Regions from separate parts of the Homo sapiens genome. Here regions 1, 2, 4 and 5 are each linked to region 3. The links are chromatin loops, found by intact Hi-C in ENCODE. Cell type or tissue: PC-3. All regions are shown on one strand. Links, peaks and the distances in the headings refer to the core of each region. The heading gives the core; the rest is flanking DNA. Region 1 overlaps NXPE3 (neurexophilin and PC-esterase domain family member 3). Region 2 has its middle 230 kb from the start of RDUR. Region 3 has its middle 150 kb from the start of RDUR. Region 4 has its middle 14 kb from the start of RDUR. Region 5 has its middle 210 kb from the start of ZPLD1.

Evidence for each region. A loop is a pair of places that touch in the nucleus more often than their neighbours do. Peaks named below come from ENCODE experiments on the same cell type or tissue, not always from the same donor. Only the 100,000 strongest peaks of a DNase experiment are listed, where the experiment ranks them.
Region 1: a loop joins it to region 3, with 3 times the contacts of the local background. A loop is called at or near these places in 6 of 110 quality-filtered maps.
Region 2: a loop joins it to region 3, with 7 times the contacts of the local background. A loop is called at or near these places in 5 of 110 quality-filtered maps.
Region 4: it touches region 3 in a loop (9-fold over the local background); 3 of 110 quality-filtered maps call a loop at or near these places.
Region 5: a loop joins it to region 3, with 7 times the contacts of the local background. A loop is called at or near these places in 3 of 110 quality-filtered maps.

What each region holds. Positions count from the first base shown.
Region 1 is chr3:101,805,569-101,811,698 of GRCh38, forward strand. It overlaps NXPE3 (neurexophilin and PC-esterase domain family member 3), which reads left to right. Exons shown (of 8, transcript NM_145037.4): 6 at 1,485-1,558. Among named protein-coding and RNA genes, the nearest start is that of NXPE3, 29 kb to the left of the region's middle. In PC-3, for the core only: a CTCF peak has its summit at 3,823 (motif pointing right); DNase peaks (open chromatin) are centred at 3,823 and 4,253; H3K27ac peaks cover 1,387 bases.
Region 2 is chr3:102,170,679-102,176,808 of GRCh38, forward strand. No RefSeq gene overlaps it. Among named protein-coding and RNA genes, the nearest start is that of RDUR, 230 kb to the left of the region's middle. In PC-3, for the core only: no CTCF peak of the experiment used is centred there; a DNase peak (open chromatin) is centred at 3,823; H3K4me3 peaks cover 291 bases; H3K27ac peaks cover 3,882 bases.
Region 3 is chr3:102,087,184-102,093,313 of GRCh38, forward strand. No RefSeq gene overlaps it. Among named protein-coding and RNA genes, the nearest start is that of RDUR, 150 kb to the left of the region's middle. In PC-3, for the core only: no CTCF peak of the experiment used is centred there; a DNase peak (open chromatin) is centred at 2,898; H3K27ac peaks cover 4,894 bases.
Region 4 is chr3:101,923,490-101,929,619 of GRCh38, forward strand. No RefSeq gene overlaps it. Among named protein-coding and RNA genes, the nearest start is that of RDUR, 14 kb to the right of the region's middle. In PC-3, for the core only: no CTCF peak of the experiment used is centred there; DNase peaks (open chromatin) are centred at 3,222 and 5,612; H3K4me3 peaks cover 1,145 bases; H3K27ac peaks cover 4,673 bases.
Region 5 is chr3:102,221,985-102,228,114 of GRCh38, forward strand. No RefSeq gene overlaps it. Among named protein-coding and RNA genes, the nearest start is that of ZPLD1, 210 kb to the right of the region's middle. In PC-3, for the core only: CTCF peaks have their summits at 2,422 (motif pointing left), 2,622 and 3,626 (motif pointing left); DNase peaks (open chromatin) are centred at 2,407 and 3,617; H3K27ac peaks cover 3,632 bases.

The sequences.
Region 1 (6,130 bases), core at 773-5,772, 280 kb before region 3:
GCTGGGAGTACTAGGCACGCACCACCATAGCTGGCTAATTTTTGTATTTTTAGTAGAGATGGAGTTTTGCCATGTTGGCCAGGCTGGTCTCAGACTCCTGGCCTCAAGGATATCTGCCCGTCTTGGCCTCCCAAAGTGCTGGGATTACAGGCGTAAGCCACCACGCCCAGTCTGCTTTGGATTTGCTTTATTGTTTTCACTTTCCATGTGATTAGATTGAGGCTAAATATTTTGGCAGGAAAATTATAGAAGAAGTTTTCCTGCAAATATTTTTACAGGAAATTATGTTTTTGTAAGAAAATTATTATTGTACAATAATAATTATATAATTATTATAACTATAGACAAGTAAATTGTATATTTTTTTCTTACCATAAAAGTCTAAACTCATGAAAGTAGTTTATATGTGCTCTCTTAAAAATCACTTTATTTAAGCTATGAAATTTGATTATGCTGTAATGTGGCCAGGCCTGTACACTTCCTTCATTACTTGTTTTTTGTCTGTCTCCATGTCAGCTCCATGAAGAAGGAGATGCTGTGTGTTTTGCTTACTGTAGTAGCCCTGGATTCTAGGACAGTACCTGGCTTAAGAAGCTTAAGAATTATTTGTTGAATAAACAGTTTTTTCTGAAATTGATGAAATAATAAAAAATGACTGCACATTCCCATATCAAGAATTTGAGAAGTTAACATTTTATGTTTTTGTTTTTGGTCTAAGTACAAGAGACCTAGTTTTATTGTGACTCAGTTTCTGGAATAGTTGCCCCGGATTTCGAGTGCTTTTCTCCTTACCTCCACCCTCCCCCATGTTTTAATGCAGCCCTCCAAAAATATTTACTGAGTGTGGACTCTAGACCAGGGCCTGTGCTAGGATACAAAGATGAATGAGGCACCACCCTTATCTTCGAGTAGTATATGTTTTATTTTATTTTATTTTTTTCCCCTGCTGCCTCCCTTGAGTAGTACATGTTTTAGTAAGGGGAACAGACACTAAAGAGTCCTGGTAATGATGAGCAAAGTACTGCATGAGTAAGTATCTGGGGGGCAAGTGTCCCCACTAGGACTCCTGTCAGATCTGGAAAAGGCCTGAGGAATCTGATACATGACTTAATGCAGCGTATACTTGCAGCCTGAAAACTAAGTAATGACAAAATAGACATTCTTGTCAGTGTGAGCCATTCTCTGAGTCCAAGGGGAGTACATAATTCAAACCAGAATTGGTCATTTTGGAGTTTGCACTCTTAGCAGTATACAGTGGAGTGAAATTTAAGAATCAATTTAATTTCTTTTCAGTTTTTATGTACATAAAACCTGCTTACTACAAGAGACCCAGTTTATTATTTTGTGTTGGTTAACATTCATAAGTATATTTCATCATAATAAGGCTCCGTGAAATTAGTCATTTTATCATTTGCCAATAAAGACATATATCTGAAAATAAATGTTCCTGAACCTGAGCTTGTGCTTTTTTATTCCTCTTAAAGTGGTGTCAATATCAAAATGCCAGTCAACTCCAGTGGACCTGATTGGGTAACTGTGATTCCCAGGAGAATAAAAGGTAAAAAAAAGAATAAGCTTGATGATTTGTTGTTTTTCTTACTAACTGGGTTGAGGCTCTGTCGTTTCATTTATGTTGCAAAAACTTATATGCCATAGTTACTTCTGGGCACAATTGAAAATATTAAAAGTACTGTTTGATTAAAAAAATCAGATCTTATGTGCATAATTCTGAGTTTTGCTATTTATTGTTATTTTATTTTTATTTTTTTGAGACAGGGTCTTGCTCTGTTACCTAGGCTGGAGTGCAGTGGCGCAATCTTTACTCACTGCAGCCTTGATCTCCTAGGCTCAATTGATCCTCCCATCTCAGCCTCCCGAGTAGCTGGGACTACAGGCACACACCACCACACCTGGCTGATTTTTGCATTTTTTTTTTGCAGAGACAAATTTTTGCCATGTTGCCCAGGATGGTCTTGAATTCTTGAGCTCAAGCAATCCTCCCACCTTGGCCTCCCAAAGTGCTGGGATTACAGACATGTGCACGGCCGAGTTTTGCTATTTAAGCTCATGTAAAAGTTTTCTTCTCTTGCCAGCCCTCTTCTGTTTGGCTCCTCAAGAGTCTTTTGAACAACCTTGTCCAATATGATAGCAACTAGTCACTTGTAGTGATTCAAATTTAAATCAATTAAGATTAAATAAAATTCAAAATCTAGTTATTTAATCACACATGCCCAATAACTATATGTAGACAGCATTTTATGTAGAATTTATCCATCATCTCAAAAAGTTGTGTTGGACATTGCTGCTCTAGAGATATGGGTAAAATTATCATGGAAATGTTTAAATCATCACAAAAAGTTGTGTTGGACATTGCTGCTCTAGAGATATGGGTAAAATTATCATGGAAATGTTTAAAATAACATTGGGTTGGAGAATAGCAGCTCTTCTCAAAGTGTGGTCTGTGGATCAGTGGCATCAGCATTACCAGGCAACCTGATAGAATTGCAAATTCTCAGGTCCTATCTCAGATGACTGAAACAGAAACCCTGGCTGGTGGGGCTGAGCAAGAAAGTTTTAACAAACTTTTCGGGTGACTCTGATTTATTGGTGTAGAATATTAATAGTAAAAGAACAAAATTCAGAGCAGTAAATGTAAATTTTGCAGAATAGATATAATTAGCTATCGTGATTTTTAGAAAGAAGGGATGAATGTTACTAGTGAGGCTTATGCAGATGGCGGGCAAGGTCCTTCTAGCTTTTAAAAGTATATTAACTAATAGTACTGCACTCTGCAGATGTTGGCAAACCCTTTTGCTGCAGGGGCTTGATATTTAATACCTGTGGATCAAGCAGAGTGGATATTAGCCACAAGCCTTGTATGAGTGGTGGGGAAGGAACTGAAGAGCAAGGACCATCTCAAGGGGCAGCCTCTTTTCAGTTTCTGCTGCTTTGTTACCATGTAGAAACAAACCCTGTATGCCCAGCTCCGTAGATTTGTTTTTCCAAGAGAAACCAGAAACTTTGATTTTTTAACTGTGATATCTCCATATTTTAGAACATTGACATCCAATTCAAGACTTTGAAAATATTGTATGGGCTAAATAAAATCTGTTTGGCCCATATGCAGCCAGGGCACTGCCAGTTTATATCTCTTGTCTCTAGTATCATATGCCACAAGAATTCCCAGTCTTTTCCTGATGAAGAGCTGTTTTTGATTTACTTGAACCAAATGAATTACTAATTTTAGAGGATATATATATATATATATATATATATATATATATATATGAGACATTTATCTTTTATCTGTTTGGGCCTCAACCCTGAGGTCAAGATGTCAGTAGACAAGGTGTCCTTCAGTAGTACTGCGCTCTAAACACTCTCCATGTCCGACATCTTCAGGAGGCCCTGTCTCCCACTACTGGATCTGTCCTTCTTCTCACAGACTCGACTGGCTTGCCCTTATTGTGATGTCCCTAGGTGTCCCAGGGATGGTCAGTGGGAGGAACTTTGGAAAGTTTACCTGTACCTGACAAGTCTTGAGGATTAGCCAGGAAGTGGCTGTGGGTTTATGATGTACTCTTCTGGTTAGAGGGAAGATAGATTTGGTAATTAGTGAGCCTTTTGATATATTTTTAGAGGAAGAAAGTAACTATGAATTAGTAGGAGCAGAATATCCTGGTTTTGAATAGGAAAACCATCTTGTTGTAACAGGTATATAACTGGAAAGAAAAGAGAAGGGCAATTGATTTATGGACTATGGAAGGAACCCAGCTTGGCAGAACTTCATTGAATTTCACTCTGTGGACCAGCAGGGGGCATTCAAAGACCCTAAATCAAGGGCTCATAATTTTTTTTCCTTCTTTTGCTTCATTCTATGCAAACATTCTGTTTCTGCTTAAACTTTCACCAACTAATTTTAGCATTCATCAAGGTTCATCAGATCTTGCCTGTGGCAATGATTTCTGTGGAATTCTAATTGTGACTTTTAATGTCTCTCATTCTTTCAACATTTATTAGTTGGAATTCTTTTGCAAAGAAGAGTTGTCCCTTCTTCATTTTAAGTATTTATATCAGTGTAGACTCATGAAAATTTCATTCCTTGGAATGAAGGAAAAAAAATTATAATCCAATCCAATTCAATCATTATTTTATTTGCTTTTATTTTTGCTCAAATTGTTCCAGTTTTGGCAGTTGGGGAACACTTTCAGTTTGGCTTCTTTGTGCCCTTTTGTCATCCTGTGTGCTGTCATCCTTTTGTTTGTTTTGAGCACTTCCTTAGTTTCTGGCACCACAAGATATTTGAGGCTTGTCTTGTATTTTCTTTGCCTTAGCCTTAGAAGGGGTTTACAGTATTTCTACTTTTATTTCACTTATGAATCCTATATTTTGAAGTTTTTTCCCTGTGAAATTGTATTTATGTATTAGCTAATTAATATTCTTACAAGGTAAAACTATTGTTAAGATTCATATTTAGATTGCCTGAGATTGGCAGTGCTACTGCTACTTGTGGGCATAATTCCAGTCAAAAGCAAGGAAAAACAGTTTTTAGTTCTAGCTGACTACCTTTTTAAGAGCAAGCATCTGGTTTATGTCAGGTTTTCCCAGTGCCAGAATTACTGCTGAGTTTTCATTAGTACCTGTAATGTAGTCCCCAGATTATCACAGCTGAGTGGCTCAGGGACCTTGACAGATTCTGACCTCATCAACAACTTGAGGTTATATTTTTTGGGGGAACTTACTGAGAGTTTAGAATAAGACTTGATCTAATAGCAACAGTATAGATAAGAACAATGAAGTTTTACATTTGTGTGTATCTTTGTAGCTATGGCAGGTTGAATACTAAGATGACTTCCAGTGATCTATGCTCTTACATAATCTCCTTCCCCTTGAGTTGTGGCAGCGACATGTAAATATGATGGTATATAATTCCTATGATTTGATTATGTTATATGACAAAGTTGACTTTAAGAGAGTGGCATTATCCTAGGTAGACCTGACCTTAGATCAGATAAGCCCTTAACAGGGGCCATGTTCTTCCTGAAGAAATTCAAAGTGTAAGAAGGATTCCATGTGAGGGAGATTCTTTGTTGTTGGTTTTAAAGATGAAGGGGGCCACATGGCTAGGAATATAGGCAACTTCTAGTAGCTGGAGAGCATCTCCTGGCTGATAACCATCAAGGAAATGGGAAACTCAGTCTTACAACCACAAGTAACTGAATTCTGGCAGCAACTTGAATGAACTTTTTTTGTTGTTTTTTTTTGTTTGTTTGTTTTTGAGACAGAGTCTTGCTCTGTTGCCCAGGCTGGAGTGCAGTGGTGCGATCCTGGCTCACTGCAAACCTCTGCCTCCTGTGTTCAAGCGATTCTCGTGCCTCAGCCTCCCAAGTACCTGGGATTACAGCCACACCTGGCTAATTTTTCTGTTTTTAGTAGAGACGGGGTTTTCACTGTGTTGGCCAGGCTGGTCTCGAACTCCTGAGCTCAAGCGATCTACCCACCTTGCCCTCCCAAAGTGCTGGGATTACATGCGTGAGCCACGCGCCCGGCCTTGAATGACCTTTTTGAAGGCTTTTCTCCAGAGAACACAGCCCTGATAATAGCCTGATTCAACTTGTGAGACTCTGAGGAGAGAACAGAGTTATGCGATGTCCCAAACTCCTGACCTGCAGGTCTGTGGGTTAATAAATGTCTCTTGTTTTTAAGCTACTAAGTTTGTGGTGATGTGTTACACAGCAATAGAAAACTAATAAAATAACTACCATCTAGATCAAGTTATTGAACATTTAGAACATATAGGATGTTTCCAGGACCCTAGCATGCGCTTTACTATTCACACTATTACAGTATTGAATTTTCACAATAACCCTTCAAAATAACTAGTAGTTGACCCATTTTATAGATGATGTGACCAAAGTCCAGAGATTTCACTTATTGTGTCATCGTTTTGAGTCCTTCTTTGTTAGACTCTGAGGGTATAGTTAGGGAATAAGATGAAAATTTAAATGATTTCTGAAGTCTCAAGAGTTGGAAATGTGGAGTCAGACTTAGAGTAGGTCCCGTGACTCTTCATCTAGCATTTTCCCTACTGCCCCTTAACCATGTTTAGGAGGTATGGCCAATGATGTCT
Region 2 (6,130 bases), core at 808-5,807, 84 kb after region 3:
CTAATATACCTACATTACACAGTATAATTCCCTCCTGGTATCTATCTTCTTTTGGTCATGCTACAGTGACGTCAACGTGTTGTTTCTTAAATTTTGTCCAGACTTTATGATTGTTATCTATGGAATGGTTTATCTACCATAAGCTACTCTGCAAATATCAGAACCAGAACTGCTAAATATATTTATTCATTCACTTGTCTACCACCTGGATTTATAATATGTAAATATTTTGCCATTTTTTTCATTTTATTTTTGAAAATAAAATCTTATAGAATTGAAGTCTCATTTGTATTATTTTTCATAGCTCATTCTGTCTGCTTCCCCACGGACAACCAATATTTTAAGATTGGTGAAGAGCCTCCCTGCTCATGTTTCTGTACACTTACTGTCCATATGTATCTTTATATAAAATACATTTACAGAAATTATTTTATGCTATATTATTTTGCAACATTTTAATATTTTCCAGATCTTTTTATATTGTAGATCTAATTTATTCATTCAAACTACCAGATTATGATTTTAAAGCTCTTAGTAGTTTTCTCTGTTGCTCTAAGGGTAGAGCCATAATTTATCTTTGGGTCAAGATTGTATTTTTCTTTTGGGCAAAACTCTAATGTCCCCTTCCAGTTATCCATAGGTAAATCCAAAATGCCATTCTATATTGCAAAAGTTAGGAATAAAGAAAAATTCAACTGTTCTATTATAGGAACTCTTGACTCTTGTGGGCAGAGTGGCATCCCTACACATTTTATGATTTCATGTTGATTAAGTAGGGGGAGCAATGAAAGGTAATGGTCCCTTTAGGATGCTTCTGTCTATGGGAAGTAACGTGTTGGCAGTAAGCATCAACATTAAGGAGGATGGAGATCAGTTGAGAGACTTCCAGTGAAGAGATATGACCAATTGTCTTTAGGAGGAGAAATAATTAATTCCATTTTAAGCTTTCTGTCTCTGACTCCCCATTTCCCTTTATAATGCCCCAGTCTTCAGTAAAGTATTACTGGACACTGTGGCCTGGACTTTGGAGAGCTGCAGCAGCAGAGATCTGTGGAGCAGCTGCCTGAATTGACAATGGATATCCAACAACCTACACAGAGTTGTGGAACATGTACATGCAATCATTGAAAACCTTAAAAACACCTGGAGAAGGAGCCCTAAAAAGACTGGATATGAATGTTGTGCAAGTAGAATGGGAGATTTTGATTATTGTATTTGGGGAGTAATGGGAAGAACATTGTAGACTTGTAACATACTTAATAAAAGGACAGAAAAATTGATTCACCCCAAAAGTACAAAACAACCATCTCCAAAATTATTCTCATCATTTAATTTCATTTGACAACTTCAGAATGCTTGACGCAATGCTTCAGTTACAGCAGGCATTTCTACAGTGGAATTTTCTGTACAATTATGAAATTAACAATGCTTCCCTCCCTTAATGAGTTCAAGTTCTGGGTAGAGGAAACACATCCATACTCAATAGACATTCATGGCCAACTGAAGATCCCAAATTGTCTTAAAATATATAGTTCAGTGGGAAGAAAGAAATGCTTAATTTCCAAGTATCCTTTAAATTGGAAAATAACATTTTTTTTTTTACTTAAATGAACTATAAGCACTTTGTTCTGAATTCTACAGGAATTGTTTTCTACTAATTAATCTTTAATGTATATGTTTAGTGCCTGTGTTCACATTTTTCAGGATGCTTCTGAGAGTCCTAGAGCCCTGTGAATTTATTACTAAGAAATAACCAAAACAGCCCTCAAAATAGTGGTTTTTATTTTTATTTTAAATCAAATAAAGTGCTCTTTATTAAATGATTTTTAGAATCATTAGTCTCCTTTTTCTTCAAATGTCCATGGTATTCATGTTAATTGAACCAGGTCACTCTTTCTCAATGTTTCTAAAAATTTTCCTCTTAGAGATGAGATGCATGTTTTTCTCAAATGATAGTATGATTTATACTTACAATTACTCACAGAAAATCTGGCTATAGACTCCATTGCCAGATTGTTTATTAATGAGTAGATTTTGAGAAAAGATATTTTATTACCATTTTTATGTCTTAGGGACCTCATCATTGAAGCTAAACTTCTAATCTTCCTTACAACATAAAGATAATTTTACTTATTGGAAGCTTATGTAACCTAAAATTTAGATTTTGACAACTGTCTTGCAGTTTATAAATATTATAATAAAGAAATCTATACCAGGATGGTTTAAACTCTTTAACTTATAAACAATAACTGTGAGAATTCTTGGTATGCTCTAGATGACATTCCAGTTGTTCTTTTATGTTTGTAGATGTAAGTCAAGGATCCCTAAGTTATTCTAAAGTCATGCCCATTGTTCTTTGAGTCTTGGCTTCTGATAATGTCTTGATTTGCTTGAAGTACAGTTGGTTTGTTTATTAACCTCCTTATTGTTAAGATGATTCAATTAAAAATGTCCCAGTCATTTGACAACTTAATCAAATAACTTCAGACAGAGATAACATTATTATGAAAATAACTCAGGGTAATTAAATGTAGAGGGACTGAGTAGCCCCTTCAGATAAAGTCATCGTGGGAGATCTCTGAATAGAGGACATTTCAGCTGGGATCTAAACGTCAAGCATGAGGTGGTCTCTCAAAGAAAAAATGGAAAGAAAAGCATTCCAGGAGGAAGGAAGCAGAAATATAAAGGCCATCAGGTAGGAATAAGCTTTGTTTGCTTGAGGAATGACAAGGAGGCCAGTGAGATGACTAAGGTGGGAGAAGTCGCCAATGCTATATGAAAAGTGGACACGGCCAGATTACACTCAGCCTTGCAAGCTGCGAGGATTATATTATATTATATTATATTATATTATATTATATTATATTATATTATATTATAATTTTAGAGACGGAGTCTCACTCTGTCGCCCAGGCTGGAGTGCAGCGGCGTGATCTCGGCTCACTGCAACCTCCACCTTCCAGGTTCAAGTGATTCTCCTGCCTCAGTCTCCCAAGTAGCTGGGACTACAGGTGCCTGCCACGATGCCCAGCTAATTTTTGTATCTTTAGTAGAGATGGGATTTCACCATGTTGGCAAGGATGGCCTCGATCTCTTGACCTCGTGATTCGCCCACCTCAGCCTCCCAAAGTGCTAGGATTACAATGTGAGCCACTGCGCCTGGCTGGAGTTCTGATTTTATAAGCATGGAATCACATGTCCAAGATATGGTCGAGTGAAAAAACCATGCTTCAAACAGTCTGAATAGAAAGATCCCCTTAATATAAAATTGTATATTCATTTCCATATGTGTCTGTAGGCACGGAGATACATTGGGGCATATGTTCAGAGAAATGCTAACATTGGAAACATCTGAGGGCTGAACTTCAGGTGACAATTATGTTCCTTTTGTATTTTTCTGTACTGTTTGAATTGTTTACCAAAACAACAAAGCCATATCAAATATGCATACATAAAAAATGAGCCACGGTCCTCTTTGACTAAGATTTAATGTTAAGACAATATTGACATTATTGTGGCTTCCAGACTCACACAAGATAGAAAAAAAATGGATTTATAAAGAAAAGTTTGTTGGATTTTATTAATAAATGTAACAGTAAAATAACCTATGCTTTTTGGGGGAGTTTTCAATGATTATGGAAGATACAAAAAGCACCAAAAAACCTAGAGTGCACAGAACATGAACAATCAAGAAAATTCCCTTATTATGTACCAAAATAGAATTCCCCACATATGATTGGTATTTCCCTCAACTTCTGGAAAGCAAAAAATGAATGGGAGGACATTAAGCTGACAGAAGGCAGAAGGTGGAAAAAGGGTAAATAGTATTCACGTTACACATTAATTCAATTACTCATTCCTTTGACAGAGATTTTAAAATAATCTAAATAAACAAGGGTTGCGTGCAAGAAGTCTATTTGAATTAGATTCTCATGGATGTAAAAACAAAACACGACCACAAAGGGAAGCAGGCAGGGCTGAAAGACAGCACAGAGGCTACTAGCTTCATAACAGAATAGTCAGACTTAGGGTTTCCATATTCTACCAAAAAATAAATGAGAAATCTTCTTTTTGCATCTACTTCTCCCATCAAAACCTTTCCATTGCTTTGTTTTATGTCACCTTGTTTTTACTTGTATATATTCACCTTTTGTTACATCCTCATATTTCTGTGGTATCTATGGAGTCCTGTTTCAGAGGATTCACTTGAACCAGCTTTGATTTGCATGTAACTACCTATTGCCATAGTTCCATGGAAAACCACTAGGAGAGTGTTATTATTCCAAAGCTGGATTACTTCCATAAATAATCTAATGAGAGCTTCATTTTTTTCTGCCTATGAAAGCCAGTTGAGTTCCATTCCATTTATGGAAAAAAGGCTTTTCTATTTCTATTCAATTAAGCAAATGGCTGTCTTTTGGCAAGGAAAGAAGAAAAGCATTAATCATTTCCAGTTCACCATATCAGGATGTTTACTCACAAAAGACAAAGATTCAATTATATCTTTCTTATTATGACCTCCAGGTATTTTTCTCAATGTGACAGTTCTATAACTCTTCAGAAGAGGTTATTTATGGATATATCCTACTTAGAAGAATAGAATGTGGGCAATAGCATAAGAACACTTTGGCATCACTTCAGATAACCTGATGCCTGCATTGGTCCATCATGACTGGAGGCATTCGTTTGTAATAATAAATAAAGTCTGATGGTAGTCCTTGAGGATGCCAGTTGCTTTTTACCCTTTCCCCAGTCACCATCCCTCTAAATGTAGTAGACTGTTGCTAGGATTGGATCTTATCTCTGGCCATATTGAAATCTACCCCCCAACTCTTCAAACTTAGCTCTCTTCTTCTATCATGTAGGATTGCACCTGACCTTTTGCCCACCTGGGTTTCATGGGCTTAGACTTCACTATTAATTCTTGCCCGAGTAGCTGCTGGAGTTGGCTTGGCAACCATTGCCAACTGAGTTCCCTCTTAGGCTCTGTCTCAGCAACAGTGTAAGTAGAACTGAGGCTGGTACCTAGACTATGGTGGGCTGATTCGTAGAGGCTGGTTTGGACTGAATGGAGAAGAGGTAAAACTGTGAGAAAGAGAGTGAAAAACATGAAAATCCATGAGTCAATATGTGAGTATGAAGAAGACAAAAGCCCATGTTTGTGAAGAGCTACACTGCTCACCAGTGACTTTCCACAAATACCTGTCCACCTCAGCATTGAGATGAGATAGAATTTTCTCATCCAATGCTGCAGGTGTTAGCTGAGTATGCCTTTTTCTTAGCCAGCTCTGACTACTAGTTAAAAATACTAAAAGGGGCTGTGTTATTTGAAATTATTGTTTAGCATTTCTATTTGCAGAGCCTATTTTAAGGAGGTTAAATCACTTTTTAATTTAACTAGTTAGGCTCCTATTGGATAGTGATGAGGTACCTTGACTACATTCTGGAACTAGGCATAATCTTCAGTAAACTGATATTAATGTATTTTCTTACTTTTAAATTCTTTTCATAAAAAGTTTCTTTATTTAAACACAAACAATGTAACAAAGCTTTTTTAAAAGAAAATATTTAAAGTAATATATATACTTTTAAATATAAAATTGTATACCTTTGTCATTAATTCATAACTTCTGGTAAACACAGCTTAATTTAACCTTGGCTTTATTCTTAGATTTTGATTGAATGCTTCTTTTATCTTACCCCGGATCATTTCATAAAGTTGTTACATAGACTTCTGGGCTTATGCAAGTTATTTTAAAAGCCATTGTAGTCGCTCAGAACTGGCATCACACATTAACTTCCAAATAAGGGATTTTTTTTGATCTGTCTTCTTTCATAAGTTTCTGTTGAAATCTTTCCTTTATATAACAGAAGAACTGAAAAAGGGAGAAAAACATGAAGGTCATTTTATGCTGATAGCACAAAAACTGGGTTTTTATCTAATCATGTGGAAGTGCTTTTCTCTCTGGTGTTAAATAAATGAGAAATATAAAATTTCCATTGATTTATAATTGAAAGCTGGTAGCTATATATTATTCAAAATTCAAAATATACTACAAGTCGTTGCTTTTTTAAAATATTGTTCTTGAAAATGTATTCTCAAGTTGATGGTGTGAATTCAAACAACGCA
Region 3 (6,130 bases), core at 774-5,773:
TTTTTAAAAAGGAAAACATGACAAAAAGGGTGTGCCATAGTTTACTTTGCTAATATATTATTACATCTTTCTAGGTCAATATATGTGTATCTCACTCATTTTTAAGTGGCTGCATAATTTTCTATATGACTGATATACCATAATTTATTCAAACGTTCACCTACCAGGAGCCTCATGACATGTCCAGTTGGGCCACCTCTGATGTCAGCCACACTTGAAGGGGACAGTTCCACGTGAATGTAGAATCAGCTTGTGCTGACAGCATCTTGACTCAAGTATGTGTCTTGAGTTGTTTTGCTTTTTTTCTCTAGAGTTTCTCTCTAATGGCTGTGCTCCCACCTCCTGACCGCCAGTGGGCAATTCTGTAAGTTATTCAGGAGGCAGAATCAAGTGCTGTTGCTTTCAGGAGTGATCAACTTCCATTTTTAATTGGGCTTTTCAATCTTCCCCGCCTCATTCTCCCTGGTCCCATGATCCCCTCTTGGAGTCACCTTCCAAATAAACTGGCTGTGCAGGAGTCTTTCTAATGACAGACATATGGATAATTTTTACTGTTTTTTTTTTTTTTTTTTGTGATGGGGTCTTGCTGTCACCCAGGCTGGAGTGCAATGGTGCAATCTCGGCTCACTGCAACCTCTGCCTCCTGAGTTCAAGCGATTCTCCTGCCTTAGCCTCTCAAGTAGCTGGGATTACAGGTAAGCACAACGAAGCCCGACTAATTTTTGTATTTTCAGTAGAGATGAGGGTTTTGCCATGTTGGCCAGGCTGGTCTTGAACTCCTGACTGTGGGCGATCCACCCACCTTGGTCTCCCAAAGTGCTGGGATTACAGGCATGAGCCACTGTGCCTGGCCGATTTTTACTGTTAATAAACAGAGATGCACTGAACTTCTTTTTTAAATATTATACATCAGTGCTTTTTTATTTTTAAGTATTAGATTATCAAATGAAATGTGTCATCAGATTACATTTCAAAAAGGCTATAGCAAATCACAGGCCAAGTGACAGTATGCAGGAATCCTTTTTATATACACACTACCCATCAAAGATTACTGTACAATTTTTGCCACTCTGATTTGAAAGTAGTGGTATGTCATATTGCTATATTTTCCTGTCAGATGTGATGCAAGGGGCATCTTTTCATGTTTTTGAAAATTTATTTATGTCAGCTCATGCAAAAAACCATCTGAGATTGATTAAAGACATAAATGAAAAAACATAGTGAAAATATTCAAAGAAATTTCAGAGAAAGTTTGTTTCACCATGTGTGAGGAAGACATTCTTAACTATAAATAAAGATGGATAAACTTGACTAGATTAAAATTTTGCTTTTTTTTTAAGTTCTGATTGAGCAAATGATACCATAAGCAAAGTTAAGACAAATGATGGACTGGCAAAAATATCTACAAAACATAAAATAGACATGATGAATTGATATAAAAATCAAGCTATCTTATAGAAAAGCAGGCAAAGGCCAAAAACAGAAGAAAATGTGTGGCATCTTCCTTCCTATTAGCAGTATAATTCTCCAGGTTATTTTTAGATGTACACACAAACAGAGGCCTGTAAGCTCAGGACCAATCTTTTCAAGAGAATTCGTTCAGACAGAGCTTACTTTGACTTGGGGACTACAGGTCAGCTGCTCTGGAATTCAGAGGCCACATCTCTGTAACACAATGGAAGTTACAAATAGTCTAATACATTTTGTCTACCTAGACCCAAGAATAATGTCCTTGTATTATGTGGGCTGGCATTCATACACCTAACTTCTCTTGGCCTGCATCATTTATCTGATTCTTCCCAATATATTGGATTAGGCAATTTCTAAACTTTATAAACCCTTTTATTGTGTGTGTAGTTCACCCCATCATATCAGCCACCAGGTAGAACCCCCAAGGTATCACAAGTCTGTGCAATTTATTTTGATATCTTAAAAGCATTAAAAAAATCTCATCTCACACAGAACATAAAACAGATATATTGCAATGCAGTGATGCCAGATGGGTTAACATTTATATTTCTTTTCTACTCAATGCTCCATGGTGAAAATAATAGTATTTCTTTATCCTTGTTTGTACTGTCTGAATGCCATAAATTACGGCTCTGCTCCAAAGCTGGTGCTTTATAAAGCCATAATCTGTTCACACACAAATAAAATGTCTTTCTGTATTTGGCCTTTGGACATAACTTCAGTGGGGGGAGAATTTATGAGCTATCAGATCCATGAGCTGCATCAGGTGTGCCAGAAGTTATGTTGATATGGCACATGAACTTAGATTCAAATCTAAGTTTAAGGTTTTAATGGGCCAGTTAAGTACAAACACTGGGGCCTGGTTTTCCTTCCCCATTGAACGAACCACTTTTTGCATAGGAATCTATTTATTTTAAATGTAAGTATAGAGAGGGAATAGCCTCAGAGGCAAGTGCTCACTGGGAGAGGAGAGAGGGGATCGATTCTTCTTTTGTAGTTGCTGCCGTTAAACTCCAGATGAAAAGATGCCTAGTGACATGAAGCTGTGAAAATGCCTTCAGACAATGTTTTAGAGCCTGAGATAAACAGTAATGGGACACAGCTAATTAGCTATTAAAACAATTGAATGGATTTCATTGAATTTTTACCAAATGGCAGAAACTGTTAGCTCTGAAGATTTTTTTCAGTAGCATAGGTTCAAACTTAAATGCATTAAAAACAGGTAATGCAGATTTAAAAAGACAAGTGATGCTCTCTTTACAGGATGTACTTTATGTTCAGGTCATGAGATTATATGAATTGTCCGTGGATAGTCTCATAACCCATAGTTTACAAGAATTTAGTGTATTGTGTAGTTAACGGCTGACTGCCTGTGCGGTCCAGTATTTTTATGGTCCTGAGAAAAGCATAGGTTTCTCTGTGAAGCAGTTGTGGAAAGGTTGTAAAGTGACCTCAACTGACTGCTGAGTCGTCTATTGACGTCAAGAACATTTTATAGTCTGGTGTTTGGTGTATTTTTAGACTCTAAAATCATGGCTGATATATTTAATAGCATCAGTCTTTGACTCATGGATTTATTGTTTAACTCTTACCATTTGCTTTTAACAGAGAAATAGCTATAGAATGACAAAACTCTTCCACTTTTTCAAGTGCATTTTTACCCATACAAGAGGCCATTAAGCATTCTGTTCACATGCTGTGAAAGTAAGGGGCTTTAGTACTTAATTTGGAGAGGAAATGTGATTGAGGACAAAGCGCAGGACCTGGACTCTTACTGTGCACGTGCAATTTGTTAGCTGTGTAACACTGAGGAAGAGACTTAGGATCTCTAGGCATCAATTTTCTCCTCTGTGAAATGGAGATAGTAATATCTGCATCATTTGGAATGCTATCTGTGTTAAGAAGCCTAGTCTCAGAAAACCCAGTTTCAAATGGGCTTAAGCAACGGGTAAGTTTATTATCTCATGTAATTAATTGGAAACCCAGAAATAGCGTGGGTTTCTGGTGCAGAACAATCAGTGGCTCAAATGTCATTGGTGACACAGGATATTTCCACGTCTTCCTTTGCCAGATATAGATGTCATCTCCAGCTGCTTCCCTTTGTAATTATAAGGTGGTTGCCAGTGACAATAGAGATGAATGCTTTCTAGTTCTGTCTAGCTGAAGACAGAAAGAAATTTCCAACCTTCCAGTCTGGAATATAAATCCTTCGCTTCATTGATTGGGTTAACTTAGGTCCTGTATTAACTCTTCATCCTACCCCAGACACAATCAGAGGAATTCATTGCTCCTATTGACTCATCATCTGAGAATGGAACACAGAAGTTCACAGTGTCCGTGGTGCTTTCCATAGCACTTTACAGAGTAGTTGTGAGGGCTAATTTAGACGCACAACATGTGGTACATACAGGGTATTCCGTTAATGGTAATTACTACCAATTCTATTATTATTACCACTCGGTGAGTGTTGGCTCACTCACTGGTGCATTGGGCTCCATAGTTTACCCTGTTTGACCTGAATATGGTGGTAAAGGCGACAAGCTCACAAATTTGCCTCCTATTTGAGTCACTGAATTTTGTACAGAGGAAACAATCTTTAAAAAGCCTATTTATGTCTTAGCTACAGTGCTAAGCCCCATAAGACGTCTTACACATTTTGCCCCTGTTTACAAGGAAACCCAAGCAAGAGGCCATGAACAAGTCAGGACAAACCCATCATCACTGTGGAAAAAAATTTAGGTAATTAATTTTTAAAAACTTTATAAGAAATACCACCAATTAAAGGACATAACTTTTAAAAAGTGAATTCTTAACTGATGTAAATGGGTAAATAAGTCAGTTTTGCATTTTAAGAACACATACTCCGGTGCCAACTAAGTAATGCTTCCTCCACGTGGAAGTACTACTAAACCATGTGCTTAGATTAGACTTAATGTTAAAAAGTTTTTTTTTTCCCCTCAAATCATTAGACTCTGAAAAAGCACAGAATTTCAAGTGTTGACCAAATTCTTCTAAACTCATATTTAAACTTGTTAGACCAAGCCAGGTATGTTTGAGCATGTAAACAATTCATATGAATCCCTTCTTTTTCTAAAGGGAGTGGTCTATATAATGAACAGGTCTAAGTGTCCAAATTGTTCTTGGAAAAAAACAGTGTACCAAGAGTCAGGAGTAGGGAACAGATGACACTGTTAAACAGGATAATTTGAAGATAAATTAATAAAGGGAGTACTAACAAAGTTGTGGGCAGGGGGGAGAAAAACCAAAAGAGATTGTGCAGTGCAGTAGTCTAGAGTCAGTAAAGGCCAGAGCAGAGGAGTTACGTCTGCAGGCCTATGTCCCTCTAGCTTGTACCCAGGTTCCTCATTGGCTGAGCTCATCTGAAGCCAGAGGACAGAGGATGATGAAGCCTGTGGATACAGCCAAGTGGGGAAGTCTCCGCAGCTCAGAGCAGGGTGCAGGGTGGGCTTTGGATTTGCAGAAGCCAACAGAGATTTTAAGCACACAGCCTTTTCCAACAATACTTTTATTTCAGTCATAAACCTAGGAAGATCCCATCACCATTTAGTTAAACTGTGGAACTTAAAGAACATGAGGCAATTTTGGGGACCAGTTAGGAAGCTTAGATCTGCTGTCTTTTCTGACTTCATATTGACTTGAGACTTGGTTCAAACTTCATAAGGTACAGTGAGTATAAAGTTTCCAGGACAGATTCTGAATGAAAGTGTTTCCCTGGAGACTTCCTGACCAAGGATGTTATGAATTTGGGATTATGTTCAATCTTAAAGGTTTCAAGTTTATAGATAAACAGTTTCTCGAGACACCTCTACGTCCCTGGAACTTCAGGTATGGAATATGACATTAACTGATAGCCTATTTTGTTTTTTTCCAGGGATTTAAATTTTTTTCTAAAATTTGGTTATTGTTTGGTTTTGTTCAGTTATATGTCACACGTTATGTTTTTTTTCCATATTGACTAAGCTTGCCCACTTAAATAGTTGCATCAATGCAGATTGATATCATCACTTTTCTAAGTGGATGATGATGAAGTGGCTTAAAAATCATAGACCTCAGTGTTTTCAGATACCTTAGGAATACTGTAATCACCGTGGCAAACCATAGTTCTGATGACTCAATCCGTTTCAGGTTGACTTACTGTGGATTTCCTCGTTTCCTTCAATGTAATATATAAACCACACCAACTCCCTAAAATCAACTTTCTTCACCTCTAAAGTGTGGTTAATTCTTTTAATCATCTGCTCTTTAAACTGATCTCTGTAGCCAAAGCAATGTGGTGGTTGGATGTGGTAGACAATAGGTTTAAAGTTGATGCAGATAATTCATTACATCAATCATTTGCATTGACTTAGTTACACAGATTGACAACTCTCTCTACATCTCTCTCTCACCTTCCCTCCATTCTTAATTTCCTTCCCTCCCCGACTCTTTTATTGCATTAGACTCTACTAGTATTACTTGTAGATCAAGTGTTTAGGTGCTGATGGCAGGATACAGAAGAAAAAATGTGTATGGGCAAAAACACTCAACAACTTCCAACCAAAAACCAAAAACCTTGATGTGTTTGCAAGTTTGCTGAGCTGTACAACTCTATGAGTTATAGAAAAAATACATGTGGCTGATTCACTGAGAGTCAAGAGGA
Region 4 (6,130 bases), core at 626-5,625, 160 kb before region 3:
TTTCAACCTTGGTGAATCTGACGATTATATGTCTTGGGGTTGCTCTTCTTGAGGAGTATCTCTGTGGTGTTCTCTGTATTTCCTGAATTTGAATGTTGGCCTTTCTTGGTAGGTTGGGGAATTCTCCTGGATAATATCCTGAAGAGTGTTTTCCAACTTGGTTCCATTCTCTCTGTCACTTTCAGGTACACCAATCAAACGTAGGTTTGGTCTTTTCACATAGTCCCATATTTCTTGGAGGCTTTGTTTGTTCCTTTTCATTCTTTTTTCTCTATCTTGTCTTTACACTTTATTTCATTAAGTTGATCTTCAATCTCTGATATCCTTTCTTCTGCTCCATCGATTTGGCTATTCATACTTGTGTATGCTTCATGAAGTTCTTGTGCTGTGTTTTTCAGCTCCATCAGGTCATTTATGTCCTTCTCTAAACTGGTTATTCTAGTTAGCAATTCATCTAACTCTTTTCAAGGTTTTTAGCTTCCTTGCTTTGGGTTAGAACATGCTTCTTTAGCTCAGAGGAGTTTGTTACTTCCCATCTTCTGAAGCCTACTTCTGTCAATTCATCAAACTTATTCTCTGTCCAGTTTTGTTCCATTGCTGATGAGGAGTTGTGATCCTTTGGAGGAGAAGAGGTGTTCTGGTTTTTGGAATTTTCAGCTTTTTTGTGCTGGTTTTTCCTTATGTTTGTGGATTTATCTACCTTTGGTCTTGATGTTGGTGACCTTCGGATAGGGTTTCTGTGTGGATGTCCTTTTTGTTGATGTTGATGCTATTTCTTTCTGTTTGTTAGTTTTCCTTCTAACAGTCAGGCCCCTCTGCTGCAGGTCTGCTGGAGTTTGCTCGAGGTCCACTCCAGACCCTGTTTGGGTATCACCAGTGGAGGCTGCAGAACAGGAAAGATTGCTGCCTGTTCCTTCCCCTGGAAGCTTCATCCCAGAGGGGCACCCGCCAGATGCCAGCCAGAGCTCTCCGGTATGAGGTGTCTGTCGACTCCTGCTGGGAGGTATCTCCCAGTCAGTAGGCATGGGGGTTAGGGACCCACTTGAGGAGGCTGTCTGTCCCTTAGCAGAGCTTGAGCACTGTGCTGGGAGATCCCCTGCTCTCTTCAGAGTCAGCAGGCAGGAATGTTTAAGTCTGCTAAAGCTGTACCCACAGCTGTCCCTTCCCCCAGGTGCTCTGTCCCAGGGAGATGGGAGTTTTATCTATAAGTCCCTGACTGGGGCTGCTGCCTTTCTTTCAGAGATGCCCTGCCCAGAGAGGAGGAATCTAGAGAGGCAGACTGGATACAGCAGCTTTGCTGAGCTGTGGTGGGCTCCGCCCAGTTTGAACTTCCTGGAGTCTTCATGTACACTGTGAAGGGAAAACTACCTACTGAAGCCTCAGTAATGGTGGACACCACTCCCCACACCAAGCTCAAGTGTCCCAAGTTGACTTCAGACTGCTGTGCTGGCAGTAACAATTTCAAGCCAGTGGATCTTAGCTTGCTGGTCTCCATTGGGGTGGGATCCCTGAGCTAGACCGCCTGGCTTCCTGACTTCAGACCCCTTTCCAGGGGAGCGAATGGTTCTGTCTCGCTGGCATTCCAAGCACCACCGGGGTATGAAAAAAACTGCAGCTAGCTTGGTGTCTGCCCAAACAGCTGCCCAGTTTTGTGCTTGAAACCCAGGGCCCTGGTGGTGTAGGCACCTGAGGGAATCTCCTGGTCTGCGGGTTGTGAAGACTATGGGAAAAGCATAGTATCTGGGCCAGAAGGTACTGTTCCTCATGGTGCAGTCCCTCATGGCTTCCCTTGGCTAGGGGAGGGAGTTCCCTGACCCCTTGTGCTTCCTGGGTGAGGTGATGCCCCACCCTGCTTCAGCTCACTCTCTGTGGGCTGCACCCACTCTTTAACCAGTCCCAATGAGATGAGCTGTGTACCTCAGTTGGAAATGCAGAAATCATCTGCCTTCTGTGTTGATCTTGCTGGGAGCTACAGACCAGAGCTGTTCCTATTCAGCCATCTTGCCAGCCAAATATTTTCTTAAGAAGATGAAGTTAACAGACTATCTGACACTGTGTTTCACAATGTTTATGGGAGTTTTAGATATGTGACAGAGTTTGGAATTGAATTGATGATAAGTAAATATACTACTCATCTTATGAGCAAATAAGAAAAAACAAGCAAACAGCAGTTCCTTCTCACCTGGGTCCTTCTTTCTCCCATTCCCAGTCAATAAAAGCTTGTGCAGGAAATGGAATTAATTGTAGTTGACTACATGTCTCAGCTGTGAATGACATTTACATAGTCATGATAATGTAAACAGTGAATGTTGATCTAGCTGAAATTTCAATGCAACTCTATTAAGTGAATGAGGGGGGTGGTGGTAGTAACGGAAAGAATGTGTTTACTGTGGGGTGAGGGGAGGGTTAAAGAAAGCTAAAGCTTTACCTTCCCTCCTAGAAAATCAGTAGACAATCACTAAAACCGAGACATCAAGAAATACAATATGCTCATATTATTTAGAGATATAGTGATAAATTCCAAAGAATCCTCTGAAGGAGTGGAAAATTGTTTCCTCTAGATCGGGGGCTACTGTTTTTCATATTTAAAAAAATGACATGTCGGGCCGGGCTTGGTGGCTCACGCTTGTAATCCCAGCACTTTGGAAGGCGGAGGCGGGCGGATCACGAGGTCAGGAGATTGAGAACATCCTGGCTAGCACGGTGAAACCCCGTCTCTACTAAAAATACAAAAAATTAGCCAGGCGTGGTTGCCGGCACCTGTAGTCCCAGCTACTCGGGAGGCTGAGGCAGGAGAATAGCGTGAACCCGGGAAGGCGGAGCTTGCAGTGAGCGGAGATAATGCCACTGCACTCCAGCCTGGGTGACAGAGCGAGACTCCGTCTCAAAAAAAAAAAAAAAAAAAAAAAAGATATGTCTTTTCAAATTATGTGAAAGTATACATCTGATAAAAATAAAAAGAAATGTTTTATTTTAATTCTATCACTGATGACTATTCAGCTTTCTTAAGGCTTAATTTAGCTATCTATAAAATGAGCATTTTAATCAATGATTAAAAGATGTCTTGTTCTGACCAACTGTTCTGGTCTCTAGTCCCACACAGTCATTTGCAGGTATCCGGAGGAACCTATTTGAAAGTAACTGTCTATTGTTTCTCCTTTATTTACAAGGGTTCTGGGGAGGAGTGAAAATGACAAAAGAGAGGTGGCAGGAAGGAGGAGGATGTTTGAGTATTCCCACAAACGGTTGATTAGTCAGTGAATTAAAGAGAGTTCTTGTTCCTGGATAATTTGGAATGAACACATTTCCTGTTCACTCAGAGATACAGCAGCGAGTTTATTCTGGGTGGCTTCCACAGTGACCATTGTGGAGAAGAAATCTTGTAATATAATTGAAGAACAATAGCCATATAATTAACACAGATGTTCAGGTATGAGTCATTGAAAAATTATCATCCTTACTGTGAAATAAGATTGGTCAAGGCGAGGCTGGTCCTTCAAAGAAGGAAAACCCAACATGGTGCAATGTGTGCTGCAGGTAAGGCCGTGGTGTGATTTTGAACGCAAAGTTGCCTCTGGCTCAAGTTCTCTTGGGCTCGAGTCCCAGGCTCTTGCTTGTAACTCCTCTATTGCTTGTCACTGTTATGTAGAGCAGTGTTTCTCAAGTTTGAGTGAATCTTCAAATAACCTGGTGGGCTTGTTGAAACACATATTCCTGAGTTGGATGTCCAGAAATTCGGATTTAGTAGGTCTGTGGTGGGGCCCAGAATATTCATTTTTAACAAGTTGCTATGTGATGTTGCTGCTGCTGCTGCTACTAGGTGTTGAATCACACTTTGTGTAGCACCAAGTGCAGACTTCTGAGAGGGTCAATGGACATCAAATAAGTTTAATGAGAGTGAATGAATGTGTCAGGTGTTTCTAGAGAATAGTGTTTTTTTTTTTTAATTATGAAATATGGCTGGGCGTGGTGGCTCACGCCTGTAATCCCAGCACTTTGGGAGGCCGCGGTGAGTGGATCACAAGGTCAGGAGTTCAAGACCAGCCTGGCCAACATGGTGAAACCCCGTCTCTACTAAAAATACAAAAATTAGTTTGGCATGGTGGTGGTTGCCTGTAACCCCAGCTACTCAGGAGGCTGAGACAGAGAATTGCTTGAACCCGGGAGGCAGAGGTTGCAGTGAGCCGAGATCGTGCCACTGCACTCCAGCCTGGGCGACAGAGTGAGATTCCGTCTCAAAAAAACAAAATTATGAAATATATCCTATAAATGGAAGGGTGCACAAAATATATTTGAACAAATATATGTTTGTTCAGCTTAAAAGATAATGGTTTACAAAACTCAATGTACCCACTCAGTGGGAACAATGACCTACCCAGTGGGTCAAGAAATTAGAACATTTCAGTACATTAGAGAATAGTTGGGGTGACTTGTTTAGCTTATACTATGTTTAATTTTTAGCATCTATGTTCATGATTGAAACTGGCCTATTATTTTCCTTCTTTGTACTGCTTTTGTCAGTTTTTAAAATAAAGGTTATACAAAGCTCGGAAACAGAATTGAGTATTTTTTCTGTTTTCTATAGATTGGAATAATTTCTGTTAAATTGTAATTATATTTAAAAAATCGAGTATATGCCTTCAATAACCAAATATGCACTATTTGAGTGGAAAATGTCATAGAAGCCAATACAAGTGGTTAGACTGCAGACCCAGTATCTTTAATGGTTAGAAAACTATTAACATGTTTTACTCGAAGGGATTTGTGTTAAGTGATATTTTTCAAGACATTTTAATGTATTATCTAAGTTTTCAAATGTTTTTTCTTTTTGAATTCCTGATTTTATTTATACTTTTCTTTTTTTAAATCCATTTTACCATAGATTGGTAAAAGTTGTATTAGTTTTTTAATTAAATAATTTTCAGCTTTGTTATGTGTCTCTATTATATAATGTTAATGTGTTTGTTTATTTAGTTTTTTTGAGACAGAGTCTTGCTCTGTTGCCCAGGCTGGAATGCAGTGGCATGATCTCGGCTTACTGCAGCCTCTGCCTCCTGGGTTCAAGTGATTTTCGTGCCTCAGCCTCCCAAGTAGCTGGGACTACAGGTGTGCACCACCACACCTGGCTAATTTTTTGTATTTTTAGTAGAGACGGGGTTTCACCATGCTGCTCAGGCTGATCTCAATCTCCCAACTTCAAGTGATCTAACCACCTCGGCCTCCCAGAGTGCTGGGAATACAGGTGTGAGCCACTGCGCCTGGCCTACTTTTTATTATTTGCCATTTCTCCTATTAGGAGGTGGGGTCTATTTCTCCTCCGCTTGAATCTGAGTGGGCTGGTAATTGCTTGGACCAGTTGGGTGCAGTAGAAGTAACACTAGGTGACCTCTGACACTGGGTCACAAGAGGCCATGAAGCATATTTCTTGTTCACTGGAAAGCTTGTTCTTGGCACCTGGAACCATCATGGAAGACAGCTGATTACCCTGAGACTGCTGTTGAGGCCACATGTAGGCACTCTGAGTGACAGCCTCAGCTGAAGTTGCCCTTCACCCACCCCAGGCCAAGTGCCAGCTGTGTGAGTAAGAAAAGTGAATATTGAGAGTGCATTCTTCTGTCCCTGCTATTCCAGACATACCCTTTGAGTCACTTCACAGCCTTCAGAGTCATCATAGCTGAGACCCCAGAGGTCACTGGGCAGAGACAAATTATCTCTGTCCTGTTAAAATTCCTGACCACTAGAATGAAGGAACATAATAGTATGTTTATTGTTTTATGCCACTATGCTTCAGGCGGCTTGTTATGCAGTTAGATAACCAAAATAATAATGCCTACACACAGGCAATTGAGACTTTACTGACTATCACCGTTTCTCCATGTAGTCACAGCCATATATATCTGCAAATTTCAATAAATTTGATGGGCATAGAAATGCGTACAGAGTCACCACTGCTCTCACTTGGACTTGAGCTTGGCTTAGGATCTTTGTAAACTAGATGCCAGACTTAGCAGATAAATTGTTTTAAAGAGCAAAGTGTCTCTAGGCTCTTCACTTGGAGGAAGATTATTGCCCCCCACAGATGGGTTCATCCTTCACAGTTAGATTTCCTCTTTCTGTGGCTGAACGTATC
Region 5 (6,130 bases), core at 513-5,512, 130 kb after region 3:
TTCCGTAACCTTTTATCAAGGTTCTTCGCTTCCTTGCTTTGGGTTAGAACATGCTCTTTTAGCTCAGAGGAGTTTGCTATTACCCACCTACTGAAGCCTACTTCTGTCAATTTGTCAAACTAATTCTCCATCCAGCTTTGTGCCCTTGCTGGAGAAGAGTTGTTATCATTTGGAGGAGAAGAGGCATTCTGATTTTTGGAATCTTCAGCATTTTTGTTCTGTTTTTTCGTCATCTTTGTGGATTTATCTACCTTTAATCTTTGATGCTGATGACCTTTTGATGAGGTTTTTGTGTGGGCATCTTTTTTGTTGATGTCAATGTTATTGCTTTCTCTTTGTTAGTTTTTCCTTTAACAATCAGGCCCCTCTTTTGCAGGTCTGCTGGAGTTTGCTGGAGGTCCACTCCAGACTCTGTTTGCCTGGGTATCACCAGCAGAGGCTGCAAAACTGCAAAGATTGCTGCCTGCTCCTTCCTCTGGAAGCTTCATCACAGAGGAGGACCTGCCTGATGCCAGCCAGAGCTCTCCTGTATGAGGTGTCTGTCCACTCCTGCTGGAAGGTGTCTCCCAGTCAGGAAGCATAGGGGTCAGTAACCCACTTGAGGAGGCAGTCTATCCCTTAGCAGAGCTTGAGGGCTGTGCTGGGAGATCTGCTGCTGTCTTCAGAGATGGCAAGTAGGAACATTTAAGTCTGCTGAAGCTGCGCCCACAGCCACCCTTCCCCCAGGTGCTCTGTCCCAGGGAGATGGGAGTTTTGTCTATAAGCCCCTGACTGGGGCTGCTGCCTTTCTTTCAGCGATGCTCTGCCCAGTGAGGAGGCATCTAGAGAGGCAGTCTGGCCCAAGCCACTTTGTTGTGCTGAGGTGAGCTCCCCCCAGTCCGAACTTCCTGGCTTCCTTAACACTGTGAGGGGAAAACCACCTACTCAAGCCTCAGTAATGGTGAATGCCTCGCCCCTGACCAAGCTGGATCACCCCAGGTCAACTTCACACTGCTGTGCTGGCAGTGAGAATTTCAAGCCAGTGATTCTTAGCTTGCTGGGCTCCATGGGAGTGGGACCTACCGAGCAAGACCACTTTGCTCCCTGGCTTCAGCCCCCTTTCCAAAGGGGTGAACGGTTCTGTCTCGCTGGAGTTCCAGGCAACACTGGGGTACAAAAAAAAGACTCCTGCAGCTAGCTTGGTGTCTGCCTGAACAGCTGCCCACTTTTGTGCTTGAAACCCAGGGCCCTGGTGGTGTAGTCACCCGAGGGAATCTCCTGGTCTGTTGGTTGCAAAAACCGTGGGAAAAGTGTAGTATCTGGGCCGGTTAGCACAGTCCCTCACAGCTTCCCTTGGCTGGGGAGGGAGGCCCCGGGCCCCTTGCACTTCCTGGGTGGGGCAACGCCCCACCCTGCTTTTGCTCAACCTCCGTGTGCTGTACCCACTGTCTAACCAGTCCCAATGAGATAAACCGGGTGCCTCAGTTGGAAATGCAGAAATCACCCAGTTTCTGCGTTGGTCCCGCTGGTATCTGCAGACCAGAGCTGTTCCTATTCAGCCGTTTTCCATAGATAATATTTAAAACTTGGAGAATAAAGGAGACAAATGAAAGAGAGACCACAGAGTAAGAAAAGAAGAGTTGCTCAGGACTAAGCCTGACCAACCTAATGTTCCTGAGGAGAATGAGAAGAAGGGATCATGGAAAAATGAGGGTGTAGTGCTACTGAAACTCAGAGACATGGCTCAAGAAAGCAGTAAGGTGTTGAATGCTGATGAGAGGTTTAATGCGATGAAAATTGAAAACTGCTTAACTAGTCTGAGACTGTGATCCTCCACTTGTATATGTTCTGCTTTAGGGAGAGTCACCTAATGTATTTGGATTTCAGTTTCATCATCTATAAAATAGTTGTGCTTGTGAAAGGCGGTGTTGAGTGCTGTGAAAGGAAGGGGTTTGCTTGGGAAGTGTCAGACATTGCATCGGACAATGCAAGATGGTTAAGTGTGGAGGTGAGGGTGGAGCAGATGATCTACCAACTCTAAAAATGTATGAAATATGAGCCAATGTATAGGATGATAGTATTTAACTTTACAGAGTAGATGAAAGGATTTTCTGTATCACTCGGTAAAGTACCAAGTACTAGGTAAATACAAAGTGTTATTTCTGTTTACTGAGAATATACTTATCAAAGGGAATTGAGGATTTGTGGCAGCTGTTTTAAGATAGACATAGGCTATAGCCATGATGGGTGATCTCATATAGAAGAAGCTGGAGGCAGAATTGTCAGGTCTGTGAACCCAAATATTAGTGCATCAGCACCTTAGAAATTAAGAGGTCCCTGAGGTTTTGAGATTGGCATCTGGTCTTCTTGAGTGACAGCCACTAGGAGATATTGCCTTGTTCTCATACCACAGAACTATCTGGATAATCTGAGGCCACCTGCTGGGTGGTCAGGCCAGAACATCCATCCTTTTGGTACCGCTCTCAGAATTGCTCACTCCTGCCCGCTACCACAAACATTTAATTTTATATAGGGGAGATAGTGGAAGGGGAGGAGGATCCCTGTTCCCCAGGGCCTTGCCACAGAAATAATGCCGAGGCTTCCACTGCTTCCTAGTATGTCATGCAGGGAGAAATCACTGGGTCCTCATGAAGCAACCCTATGCATTTGGGAACCTCATGTACAATGAATGCTCAATAAATACTTGTTTTTTAAAAAAGGGAATAACTAGCAATTCGTACTGTGTGTATTAGTGGGAGGCAAGGCTAACCTTTGCCGTTGGCCTATGGTGTCGGCTCTGTGGGATGATTTTGCAAATGTTCTGTTCCCACATTAGTAGCTTTCCAGATGATTACAATTCTGCTTCTAGAATTCCACCCTTTAATAGGCATTGTTCTCAGACAAAATGCAAGTGAGAGCAAAATCACATCATTAGTTTTTTATATCTTACTGCATTTGAATTATTTGGATGTCTCTTGAGAGCAGAGTTTGAAATGGATGCTGAGAAAGCCGGGGAGCTGAAGGAAGGTGGGAAACTACACAGAAAACGGCAGCTACAAATATCTAATTCTACAGGTTTCACAGTTGTGCCTAACACTGGTCCTGATCAGTAGCTTTGACAAGGCACGTACCTGAGGACAATGTGTGCCCCCTCTCCTTCTTTCTGTTTTTCATTAATTCCTTTATACTTCGCTTTGAATATGTATTGTGAGTCAGATGCCCCGCACATAATCACATGTTCTTAATACAGTTACACCCAGATGCACAAAGAGTTTGCAGGTAACGTTTTCAGTCTCTCTCAGCAGCTTCCAATTTTGTGCGACTGATTGATTAACACAGTAACATGAGCAAACACGAAGTACCAGAGCTTCAGGTGACACATTTAATTAACGACATTCAGGCAAGCAAAGAAAGATAAGCATTCTGGTAGCAGCCAATTACAAATTACAGATTAATGAATGTAATTTCGGGTTTCAGAGATTTTCCTATTTTATTCTAACACTGGGATCAACATTCATCAGCTCAGAAGGGGGAAGGTGCAGGCCTGCTAAGCAAGGTATCAACCTAAGGATAGCTTTTGCTTTTGCTCCAGCTCCATGTCTGATCAGATAGAATTACCAAACTTAATCTGACCTCTAGTGGCACTTTGCATTAACAAGCACATTTGAAATCCACTTAGGAATTTTGCTGTGAGAATTCTGCTATCATCCCATCTTACAGCTGGAAGGAACCTTAGAGATGATCTGCTTGGCAGGCTTCTGCCCACTCCCCTATTTTACAGATGAGGAGACTGAGGCCTGGAGATATTGATGGGTGATGATAAAAATTGAATAGCTAATTGATAGAAAAGTCAATGATGACAGAATCCAAGTTTCTAAAAAAATTTAATTGTAATTTTTGTGGTAGGTGTATACATTTATGGGATACATAAGATGTTTTGATACAGGCATGCAATGAGTAATAATGACATCATGTAAAATGAGTCAAGTATTTTATCCTTTGTATCACAAACAATCTAGTTATACTCTTTTAGTTACTTTAAGATGTACAATTAAATTATTAATGACTATAGTCACTCTGTTATGCTATCAAATACTAGGTATTATTCATTCTTTCTATTTTTTATACTCATTAAATCATCCCCATCTCCCCCATACCTTCCTACACTCCTTCCCAGCCTATGGTAACCATTCTTCTTCTATCTCCAGAATCCAGGTTTTTAGATTTCTACATTGTTATGAGTGTGTTAGCAGAGAAAAGTCAATATGCAAGTCTGTAAGATTCTTGATGAGAATAAGCTTAGGTGTATAAAATTAATGGCTGTCTGAATATAGGTGAAAAGCATCAAAACACTTTTGGTTCAATATCTGTATATTTTAGCCCAAAGTTCCAAAGTTTTATGGCATTATCTGAGTCAAAATAACTGACTTTAATTTAGCTACATTTAAATGGTGAATTTCTTTGATTCTTTTGAGTCAATGGTTTATAACTATCACTCTTAGTAAGTGAGATGATTGTAATGATTTAATCGGACCAACAATTCAGTGAACTAATCTAATATTCAGTTCTAAATCTCAGGAATATTCAAATTGGGACAAGGTATGAATCTTTTTGTACCCAATTCCAGGGTTTTTAATCAAACCACAGGCAGTGTTAAGCAGTTGAAAATAAATCAGACTTCAGGTTTGAGTAAACCTGGGTTAGAATTCTGGATTCTTGTCAGCATTCATTTCTATTGCTGCTGTAACCAATTACCACAAACTGAGTGACTTAAAGCAACACAAACTTATTTTCCTCTATTTCTGGAGATCAGAAGTCCAAAATACATTTTAAGGGGCAATAAGGTGTCAGCAGGGTTTGTTCCTCCTGGTGGCTTCAGGGGAGAATCCATTCCTTGACTCACCTACTTCTAAAGGTTGCTGACATCCCTTGGCTCCTGGCTACATCACCCCAACCTCTGCTTCCATGGTCGTATCGCCTTCTCTTCTGTAGTAAAATTTCCCCTTCATGAGGATAACATGATCACATTTATGGGCCACCTGGATTACTAGGGTAATCTTGCCATCTTTGAATCCTGATTTTAATCACATCTACAAAGTTCCTTTTGCCATGTAAGGTAACATTAACAGGTTCTAGGGATTATGATATGGATATCTTGAGTGGGTTTATTATTCAGCCTTCCCCAATCTCTTACCAGCTGTGTGATCTAGGTGTGATCATCTTAACCAGCCTTATCGAATTGGTTGGGAGGATTAAAATAGAGGATAGATAAAACATACCTAGCAAACTACCTGGTGCATGATAGGTGCTCAGCAATAGCAATGTTCTCTTCTTTTCCCTTGGCTTAATCAGTAGATGAAATCTTTAACAGTAGGTTATGCATATAGTGGAGGTTTATATTCAGCGTAGTCCAAGATCTGGTTTCTAGAAGCAGAATTACCATTTGGTGGATGAAGTAGAAACCAGAAATTCCTGAAATGCAGTATTTCTCAGTCCAGCCTTTCCCAAATGATGAATTCCTCTCTCCACCCTCCTGAATGGTGCATCTTGCATTTTGATTTTGGAAACTTGATTACTTTCTTCATCAGACTGTCTTTTCCTAGTTTGCATAGATAAAAACTTCATTGCTGGTAATCAAATTAATTGTCTTTTAAAATAGTTATGTCCTGTGGCAATCAATTATACAAGTCTACAGATGGCACATAAAGTGTGTGCTGAATGGAATGATAATGGAATATAAACTATATTCAGGTTTACCCTGTTTTATTGTTTCTACTCGGCCATGTACTTGGTCTACATGAGAGGGATACTTAAAAAAATGTACTGCTATGTTTGGCCTCTTATGTTTCGCTTTCCTCCTCTTTTTATCATCTTTTACAACACAGATTTAGAGAAAATGTATGTAGTAGAACTCAGTTTCCTTGATCATTGGTAATGATGTGCAACAACTTGATGTGAAATGATTCACTGATAGTCTGGAAGCCTTACTTTGAACATCTTTCTTAGTGACACCATTAATTACAGGCTACAGTCTGGCTATCACCAAGCTGAATGTGGCCTTCAGAAGTAGTCTGCTTGGGCAGCATGGGATTCAAAATGTTTCCTTTGCATGTGTTCAGATGGACAAACACTCTGTAGTTTTCCCCAGTGA